2 separate regions of the Homo sapiens genome follow, and region 1 is linked to region 2. Evidence: chromatin loops called from intact Hi-C (ENCODE). Cell type or tissue: endothelial cell of umbilical vein. All regions are shown on one strand.

What was found. A loop is a pair of places that touch in the nucleus more often than their neighbours do. Peaks named below come from ENCODE experiments on the same cell type or tissue, not always from the same donor. Only the 100,000 strongest peaks of a DNase experiment are listed, where the experiment ranks them.
Region 1: it touches region 2 in a loop (2.6-fold over the local background); 1 of 110 quality-filtered maps calls a loop at or near these places.

Annotation. Positions count from the first base shown.
Region 1 is chr1:207,387,714-207,392,713 of GRCh38, reverse strand. No RefSeq gene overlaps it. Among named protein-coding and RNA genes, the nearest start is that of CR2, 64 kb to the left of the region's middle. In endothelial cell of umbilical vein, no CTCF peak of the experiment used is centred here; DNase peaks (open chromatin) are centred at 2,453 and 3,803; H3K27ac peaks cover 328 bases.
Region 2 is chr1:207,279,903-207,284,902 of GRCh38, reverse strand. The region is part of intron 2 of LINC02942 (long intergenic non-protein coding RNA 2942); the gene reads right to left. All of the region lies in intron 1 of LOC107985251 (a long non-coding RNA gene), which reads left to right. Among named protein-coding and RNA genes, the nearest start is that of CD55, 39 kb to the left of the region's middle. In endothelial cell of umbilical vein, no CTCF peak of the experiment used is centred here; DNase peaks (open chromatin) are centred at 282, 1,812 and 2,642; H3K27ac peaks cover 3,813 bases.

The DNA.
Region 1 (5,000 bases), 110 kb before region 2:
GGAAACCATTGCAAGGGCACATTTTACTTTCCTGCATCAAAGTATTCTATGACTGATTATACCATTGTCTTCATGACAAAGTAGAGGCTATCTAAAATGACTTATGTATTAATAGTTTCTGCTTACATGTCTGACCTACTCTGTAGCCTGGTTCATACATTTTATCTTGCTATGCTTGCTTCTTCTGACCCCCAGGGCTTTGCATGTGCTGCTCCTTTTCTTGAACCCATACTCATAGGGCTAACACTTGCCTCTTGAGGAAAGGAGCATATCATCTTCAGTACTGTTTCCTTAGTGCAGCCGTGAAGGTACACAGTAGGAAAGTTACTGTTTAATGATAGAATAATGCCACCTTTTGGTGTGAGGAGTTGGTCATTGTAGGGGTTGACATTTCAACTGTGAAAAATGTATAAGATTTGGGCATATTAGTATATGAGTGGGAAGACCCTTTGAGTGAACTAAACAGATAGCTAAAGCATGGAGAGTGGGTTGTGATTAAGGAGTTCTCCAGTTTGGCTGAAGAAACAAGGAGGAGTGCAAAATAGTACTTGATTGGAAGGCTAGAGCCAGATTTTAGTAATTATTAAATAAGGATACAGTTCTGAAATTTATTCTCTAGATAGTTCAAGAGATTTAAGTAGAGAAATCTTCAATTTATTAAAAGTTCCAAAAATAACATTGTTGAAGTTCTACCCCTAAATATTAATCCAGCATCAATGTGTACATTAAATAATGAAGTATACCCAAAACATTAAGAAAAGTTACCCTTTAGCCACATGCGTTCAGTTAGGCTTGGAAGTGGTGATATAATTTGGTTGTGTCCCCACCCAAATCTCATGTTGAATTGTAATTCCCAGTGTTGGAGGAGGGACCTGGTGGGAGATGTCTGGATCATTGGGGCAGATTTCCCTCATGCTGTTCTCATGATAGAGAGTGAGCTCTCATGAGATCTGGTGGTTTTAAAAGTGTGTGGCACTTCCCCCCTTGCTCCTGCTCTCTTTCTCATGCTCCATCATGTGAGAATGTGCTTGCTTCCCCTTCACCCTCCACCATGATTGTAAGCTTCCTGAAGCCTCCCAGTCATGCTTCCAGTTAAGCCTGCAAAACTAAGAGTCATTTAAACTTCTTTTCTTCATAAATTATGCAGTCTCAGGTAGTTCTTTATAGCAGTGTGAGAACAGACTAATACAAGTGGACATCTACTAAACTTTCTGCCAGTAATCTTCTTCCTTGGAAACTGACTTAGGCAATCTACAAGGTTACCAGACTGGATTCTGGCTGAAATTTTTTTTCATGATGACCTTATGACTCTAGCCATAGAAACTGACTTCAGGGTTGCTTGGCCCTTCACTGACCAGTACTAGAGTTAAATTCCTGGAATTTGGCTATGTCTAAGAGATTCTAGCTTCTGTCTGGATGTATCTCCTGAATAGAAATGCAACACCTGGAAACAATTGGTTATCATGTCTCCTGCTGTATACAGACAATGTAGCAGAACAGTCCAAAGAACGACAAAAAAAAAAAAAAAAAAAAAAACCAACAACAACAAGCAACAAAAATGTAAGCAGGCACCCAAAGAGAAAAAAGAAGAAAGATGCAGAGAAGACCCTGACTGCCTTCCAGGGCCTGGCTCCACTGCCCATCTGAAGGCAGCTATAGTACTGTCAGTGGGGTCTGTGAGACTCCTATATCCTTATAAAACACCCTTCACATACATATACATTGAATTTTCCTAAAGCTAAAATGGGCTGATTTATTTTACCTACCAGAAAGGAGTTTTAACAAATCCGCAACTACAACAATGAAGATCACTACTACTAAGTTTCTTTTATTATAATCATGTCAAGAAAAATAAAATCCAATAATTATAAACCATTGGTGTCAACATATAAAAATTTCTTATATTAATTGCTTCCAAGATTTTTTAAATACTAAAAATTTTAAGATGTAAAATACTACATTTGATTTATTATTTCATTAAGATTCTAAGCAAACTAATAAAGGTTAAAATTTTAGTGAATAACCTACTTTGATAAAAGTGACAATGTATTTATTAAAATTATAATTAGGTTTTACTGAATGATTTAAGATGTTATTTTTCTCCATATCACTGAGCCAGGAGCATTTAATGTTAAAAATAGACTTGGCAATATTTGGCAAAATGTAAAAATGTAAAGTTAATTAGATTTCAAACTCAATTACAGTGACATCATAAATACTGATTTATTGTAATTCAGCATCTTGTATCCAGAAATTAGAGTAGGTAGACCTCTGGTAAATCTATCAGAATATTTCAGACTTTAATAGAAGACATTAAAACATTCTACTCATTTAAACAGCTATTCATTATATACTCATTACATGTAAGCAGCTACTCATTCTGTGCATATACTCATGTCTAAAACAGTGGCTCTCACACTTGGCTATATGTGAGTCACCTGTGACACATCATGAGTTTTTATTTTTCACCACTGGAAAATCTAACTCAGGTGATCTGGATCTATGACTAGTGTCAAAGTCAAATAAAACTAGAGATGAATCTCTAAATTTAAAATGTTTTATTTGGGAAGCAAGACTTATAATTTGGGGCATACACACAGACTGGGTGGTCCATGGTATGTCTGTAAAACAAAGAGGTTAGAGGTTTTATAAAAAAACAAAAACAAAAACGAGAAATGTTGCATATTATTTTGTAGGAAAGTTTATTGGCACTAGTAAAGTTTGGGGGAGCTGGCAACTTCTGATTGGTGAGTGACAGCCTTGGGTAAAACTAGTCTTAGAGTCACAGCAGGTTGTTTCAGTAATTAGAAAAACCAATTTCAGGTTACAGAAGGCAGTTTCAGCAACCAGGCTTGCATAGAATTGCATTCTTTGATCAATGTTATGTGTTCTGAATGCTTTTTCCCCCTGGCCAATTGACTGTTTTAGTTGGATATGATAAAAATGACCCAATTCATGTGACCAACTTTTATACCAGGCATCTGTATGTCTGAAGAAGTGACACTGATACACAGCCCAACTTAGGGAATCACTCCCTACCTTATAGAATCCTTTGCCTTGATCCAATAATTTTGTATATATAAAAGCATTAGGTGTAAAAGGAAATGATTAGCAGTTGATTCTATTTAGATTTATTAAATATAAAGCAAAACGGGTACATGACCTCTGTCTTTTTTATCCCAGGACATCTAAAGGAAATATGTTTTAAAGCTAGAAAAGTATGATAAAATAAATGAGAGAGGGTTAGAGATAAAACCTCCACAGAAGTTGCAAATGAGTTTTGAATGTTCTTATTGTGTTGGGTTCTTTGAAACATAATTTATAATGGAAAAATAATCTCAGTGATATTTTTAATGAGAACTATTTCTTACCTTTTAAAAATGTTTGATTTTTATAGATACATAATAGTTGTACATATTTATAGTGTACATGTCATATTTTGATACAAGAACACAATGTATAATTATCAAAGCAGGGTAATTGGTATATCCATCACCTCAAACATTTATCATTTCTTTGTGTTGGGAATATTCCAAATCCACTTCTCTAGTTATTTTTAAATATACGATATTTTCACTATTGTGCTACTGAACTCAGTATCTTATTCCTTCTATCTAACAGTATTTTTGTAGCCATGAACCAATCTCTCTTTATCATCCCTCCCCAATACCCTTCCCAGCCTCCAGTGACTACTCTCTACCTCCATTAGATCACTTTTTTAACTTCCATATATGAGCAACAACATGCAATATTTTTCTTCCTGTCCCTGGTTTATTTAACACAATGACCTCCATTACCATCCATGTTGTTGCAAGTGACAGGATGTCATTCATTTTTATGGATGAATAATATTCTATTGTGTATGTGTGCCATATTTTCTTCATCCATTCATCTGTTGATGGGCACTTATGTTGATTCTTTATCTTGGCTATTGTGAATAGTGCTGCAATAAACATAGGAGTGCAGGTATCTGTTTGATATACTGATTTTCTTTCTTTTGAATATATACCCAGCAGTGGGATTGCTGGATCATATGGTAGTTCTGTTTTTTATTTTTTTCCATGCTGAAACTCCATACTGATTTCCATAGTGGCTGTACTAACTTACATTCTCACCAACAGTGTATCAGCATTCCTTTCTCTGCATCCTCGCCAGCATTCATTGTTTTTTGTCTTTTCAATGAAAGCCATTTTAACTGGGGTAACTCATTGTGGTTTTGATTGCATTTCCATGATAATTAGTGATGTTGAGCATTTTTTCAGATATCTGTTGACCATTCATATGTCTTCCCTTGAGAAGTGACTATTCAGATCTCTTGCCCATTTTTAAATCCAGTTATTTGGTTCTTGCTATTGAGTTATTAGAGATCCTTATATATTCTGGTTATTAATCTTTTGTCATTGGAATAGTTTACAAATATTTTCTCCCATTCCGTGGGTTGTCTCTTCATTTTGTTGACTGTTTCCTTTGCTGTGTAGTTTTTTAGCTGTATATGATCCCATTTGTCCACTTCTGCTTTCATTGCCTGTGCTTTTGAGCTCTTACTCAAGAAATCTTTGCCTCAATTAATTTCCTCAACGCTTTCTTCTAGTAGTTTTACGGCTTCAGGTCTTAGATTTAAGTCTTTAATCTATTTTGATTTGATTTTTGTATATGTGGAGAGATAGGGATCTAGTTTCATTCTTTTGCATATGGATATCCAGTTTTTCTAGCATCATTTGCTGAAAAGACTGTCTTTTCCACGACGTATGTTCTTTGCACCTTTTTTTGAAAATGAATTGACTGTAAATGCAAGGATTTATTTCTGGGTTCTCTATTCTGTTCCATTGGCCTACATGTCTGATTTTATGCCAATACTATGCTGTTTTGGTTACTATAGCTCTGAAATATAATTTGAAGCCAACTAATGGGATGCCTCCAGCTTTGTTCTTTTTGCTCAGGATAGCTTTGTCTATTCTGGGCCTTTTGTGATTTCATATAAATTGTAGGATTGTATTTCC
Region 2 (5,000 bases):
TTCCCTTATTAGGAAAAATTCCTTAAAAATATGCAGAAAACGAGGAATGACGAACACAAATACATTGTTAATGACAAGATTCAAGCATTAGCCCAGTCCAGATGGAACTAACACATCTGTTTTTCAAGCAAATACTGACTATCATGAGGCCAGCTTCAAATGTAATAAATGTTTCTTGCAGAAATAAGAGGGTAATTATTGCTGCTCCAATCCCTTAGGGTTGCTTTATTTTAAAAGAGAGGTTATCTCACCCAGCTGTCTGGTGAGCTAATATCCTGCAATGAAAACAGCTAAAGGTCAGCATTGAATCTTAGTCCTGAGACTGTGATGATGCTTTCACTTTAAAGGTCTGGGTTTACCTGGAAAGCGAAAGCAAATTCCTCAGTAAAAGGAAACGTGGCACGACTATGCTTCTATTTTATAAGAGAATCTTCAAATGGAACCCAACAGCTAGTCTCCCAGATCCACATTCTACTTAAGGCTCTCACATTTCAATTGTTGCTGTCACTCATACTGATCCCTAGTTGAACACTGTGCCCTTTAATTTTGGCCAAAGTGTGAGCACAAACTCATTTCTTTGTTTCCCCCTTAGCACAATTAAGACCTTTCACAAATGTTTTCTTTTTTTTATACCAAGTAAAACAAACAAACAAATAAATAAAAGGAACACAAAATATATAAATATATGAAAACTCTCTGGAATATAAACTATCATTTTCTGATTTTGTATATGGTGGTGTGCACCCAGGGCTTATAGACCTTGTCCTAGTTTATGCTCTATCTGAGTGGTTTTACTTAACCCTAAATGGCTGGGACAAATTTACAGCCTTGTACCTGTGTTCTTACTTCCAAAGTTCTGGCTCAGCTTCCTATGGAGGGGACCATCTGAACATCCTAAAACTCCTTCTAGACATCTTGGCTACATTGTGGTGAAGATCAAGAGAGACTGGTTTCCACACAACCATCAGGGCCTTCCTCTTCTCCTCCCCAGTCAGCACAAGCAGGGCTTCCTTCAGTGTTCTGGCCACAGAAATACATATTTTAGCCAAATGATTGATGCCATAAATGGCCCCAATCTTTAGGTGAAATTTCCTCAACCCTACACACCAGAAGATGCCTTCATCCTGTAGAGGTTCAGTAATATAAAATACCATAAATGATTAATAAACATAACATTCCTGTGTCCATACAGTGAGAGTGAGTGAGGAGATGGGGGCTGTTCAAGACCTGTACCTTGCCCTGTAAAAATCAGGATGAGCCATCCCCTCCCCCAAATTAACACTGAGAACTACATAGTTTTTCCTTTCCCAGTAGCTCATCAATGGGTTTACGTCATTGGAGTGCTTATTGAAGCAAAGAGGCTTGATGACTTTTTTACCACTATACTTTTTATATAAAATGACTATTACTGCTTATTTGTATAAGATTTTAGCCACTAAAGTCTCTATTCTTATGAGATCAACTTGCCCAAGGCTATACAGAACCCTGGATTTATCTGTTAAGGTTGGATAAGTCTTTGCAAGGAGAAGACCTGTGGAGTCAGGAGAAACTGGGCTTGCAATGCACAAGCTCAAATTACCAAAATAGAGCATTTGATATTTTGGTCATGACTGAGGGCAGGCATATTTGTCATTCTAAGTTCAGTCATTCTAACTGCATGATGAATATTGGAAAGCTAATGAGAAGGAAAATAACCTGTTGAATTATGGTAAGAATTTCCTCCTCTTTTAAAAATAGTGACGACTGGCTGAAAAGAAAGGTGTTATTTCTCATATTTGGTTTCCAAAGCCTGAGAAAAGCAGGATGTGGTCTTATGACCTATTGACTCCACAGACTTCATAAACATGGATTCAAAGTAGTTTCTCTTCACTGGAAAAGGAAACAGTTCTAGAATGCATTTATTGCCTAGCTGTTGAATATCTACTAAAACTTGGGAGTGTCTAATTGCAATAAACCAAGGCTACATGAATCAACTCCTCATTTCCATGCTGCTCAGGGCAAACTCCCTTAAGTTACAGGAATTGCCCTATCTGCTTCTTCCCTGCCCTCCTGCTGAATTTTGTTCCCAGCCTGTTCCTTAAGCCTTCAGTTTCCTTCATGTCTGCTATCTACTCCTACTACCTGAAAAAACAAAACTGGAAACAGACCAATCAAAACCATCACCTTTGCTTTCTGTTCAAAATAATCTGAGTGACTCCAACCCTGCCCTGTCCACGCCCACACCTGGCCTTGTTGGACAGGTTTGCCTTTACTCTTATTTTACAGATAAAACAGAAACCCAGCTATCTTGATGCTTCTTGCCTCACTGCCTTTCCTGCAAAATCTCCACCTTCCACCCCTACATGTTTTATGGTGGAAGAGAAATTTATATTGCTGTACCTTTCAGCCCATCAATTTATTTTTATTCAAAATTTTTCCAAGCCTTGACCCCTACATTTACTTATTTCCAGAATGTAAATCCATGATCCTCATGACTTTTATTGAGGGCAGGCATATTTGTCATTATAAATTCAGTCATTCTAACTGCATGACGAATATTAGAAAACTAATGAGTAGGAAACAGAACCTGTTGAATTACAGTAAGAACTTCCTCCTCTTTTAAAAATAGTGACAACTGGGCTGAAAAGAAAGATGTTGTTTTTCATGTTTGGTCTCTGAAGCCTGAGAAAAGCAGGATATGGTCTTATGACTCACTGACTCCACAGACTTCATAAACATAGATTCAAAGTAGAATCCATGGGATAGAATGAGAGAGCATTCAAAATGCTCTCCCATTTTTCCTCTTTATCTGGATTTCTGCTGTTACTATTCATTTCATGGATACAGAACCCCACTACGTGCCAAGACTATTTGTATCCACTGTGTTGACTTCTTTGACAGCTTTTTGTCCCAATTCCTGTTTCTCACCTCACCAGTCTTCATCAGATCTGCATTTCCTACCAGCATGTGCACCCTCACCCTGCTCATCTCAGAGCCCCAGCACTCCATCCCCACATCTCCCTATTGAACCATCCCCTCGCTTCTTTCTTTACTGACCTGGTGCCATTTTGCCATAACCACTGAACCAACTCTTGACTGTCAACAGGATCTCTGATGTCTCAGTCAATAATTTTTCACTCAATCCGTTATAGTTACACAATTTGTAATTTAACAGAGTCCAGGTTTTTTTTCAATCGTTTCATATAATCCACACATACATTCATTCTTTGAACAGATATGTCTCAGGCACTCATTTCAAGTACCATGCATTGTGCTAAGTGCTGGGATGTGGCTCAGAAAGAAACCAGACAGGATGTCTGCCTTCATGAAATTCACAGTCTAACAGAAGAGCCATATAAACAAGCAAATGTACAAATAAATATGTAATTACAAAATAAATTACAAATGAGGCTCTATGAAGAATACTAAGAGAGAATAATGAGGAACCAATTGTCGATTAGGGGCATCATGGAAGTGCCCTCTGAGGAAGTGGCATTGAAGCTAAGGTGTGAGGGATGGGTAGGAATTAACCAGGTGAGAGAAGAAAGTGAGTACAAAACAGGAGCAATAGCATGTACGTAGTGCCTGAGACAGGAAAGTGCTGGGCAATTTTGAGGACAGGAAAGGCCGGTGTGGCAGGAGCAAGCAAGAAAGTGGTTCTGAGAGGAAGCACAGCAAGATAGCTGAATAGGACCCTCCAATGATCTTCCCCCTCCACAGGAACACCAAATTGAACAACTATGCACACAAGAAAGCACCTTCATGAAAATCAAAAATCAGATGAGCAATCTCAGCAACAGGTTTTAACATCCTATCAAGGAAATAGGCATTGAAGAGGGTAGGAAAGACAGTTTTGGTTTTTTTTTTGACTTTTACTTTCAGGAGTACATGTACAGGTTGTTATATAGGTAAATTGCATGTCACAGGGGTTTAGTGTACAGATTATTTCACCATTCAGGTAATAAGGATAGTATCCGATAGAGTTTGTTGATCCTTGCTCTCTTCCCACCCTCCACCCTCAAGTAGGCCCCAGGATTTATTGTTCCCTTCTTTGTTTCCATGTGTAGTCAATGTTTAGCTCACAGAAAGTGATCTACATGTGGTATTTGGCTTTCTGTTCCTGCATTAGTTTGTTTAAGACAATGCCCTCCAGCGCCATCCATGTTGCTGCAAAGGACATGATCTTGTTCTTCTTTGTGGCTACATAGTATTCAACGGTATATAACATTTTCTTTATCCAGTCTACCATTGATGAGCATTGAGATTGATTCCAGTCTTTGCTATTGTGAATAGTGCTGCGATGAACATATGTGTGCATATGTCTTTATGGTAGAATGATTTATATTCCTTTGTATATATACCCAATAATGGGATTCCTGGGTTGCATGGTTTAAGTTCTTTGAGAAATCGCCAAGCTGCTTTCCACAGTGGCTGAACTAATTTACATTCCCACTCTCAGTGTATAAATATTCTCTTTTCTCCACAATCTCACCAGCATCTGTTATTTTTTGACTTTTTAATGATAGCCATTCTGACTTGTGTGAGATGACATCTCATTGTGGTTTTGATTTTAATTTCTGTAATGATTAGTGATGTTGAACATTTTTTCATATGCTTCCTGGCCACGTGTATGGGACAGACATTCAAATTGTCTACACCACCCCTCCTTCATCCCCTTCTTCAGGCAGCAGCCACATGGTGTGTGGAGGAGGGAGAGCACAGTTACTGTGGGATTTTGCATTAAAACTCAGAGCTGCCCTGTTACAGCAGAAGGCAACACAGGGTGAAATTCAGCTGGTGCTCATGGGGGAAGCATTTAGACAAGCCCTAGCCAGAGGGGACTCTTCCATCCCAGTGGCCAGACCTTGAGTTCCGGCAAGTCTCATCACTGTGAGTTAAAGGGCTCTGGGCTCCAAATAAATCTGAAAGGCAGTCTAGGCCAAAAGGACTGCAATTCCTGGGCAAGTCCTGGTGCTGTGATGGGCTTAGAGCCAATGGACACAGGGTATATGTAACCTAGT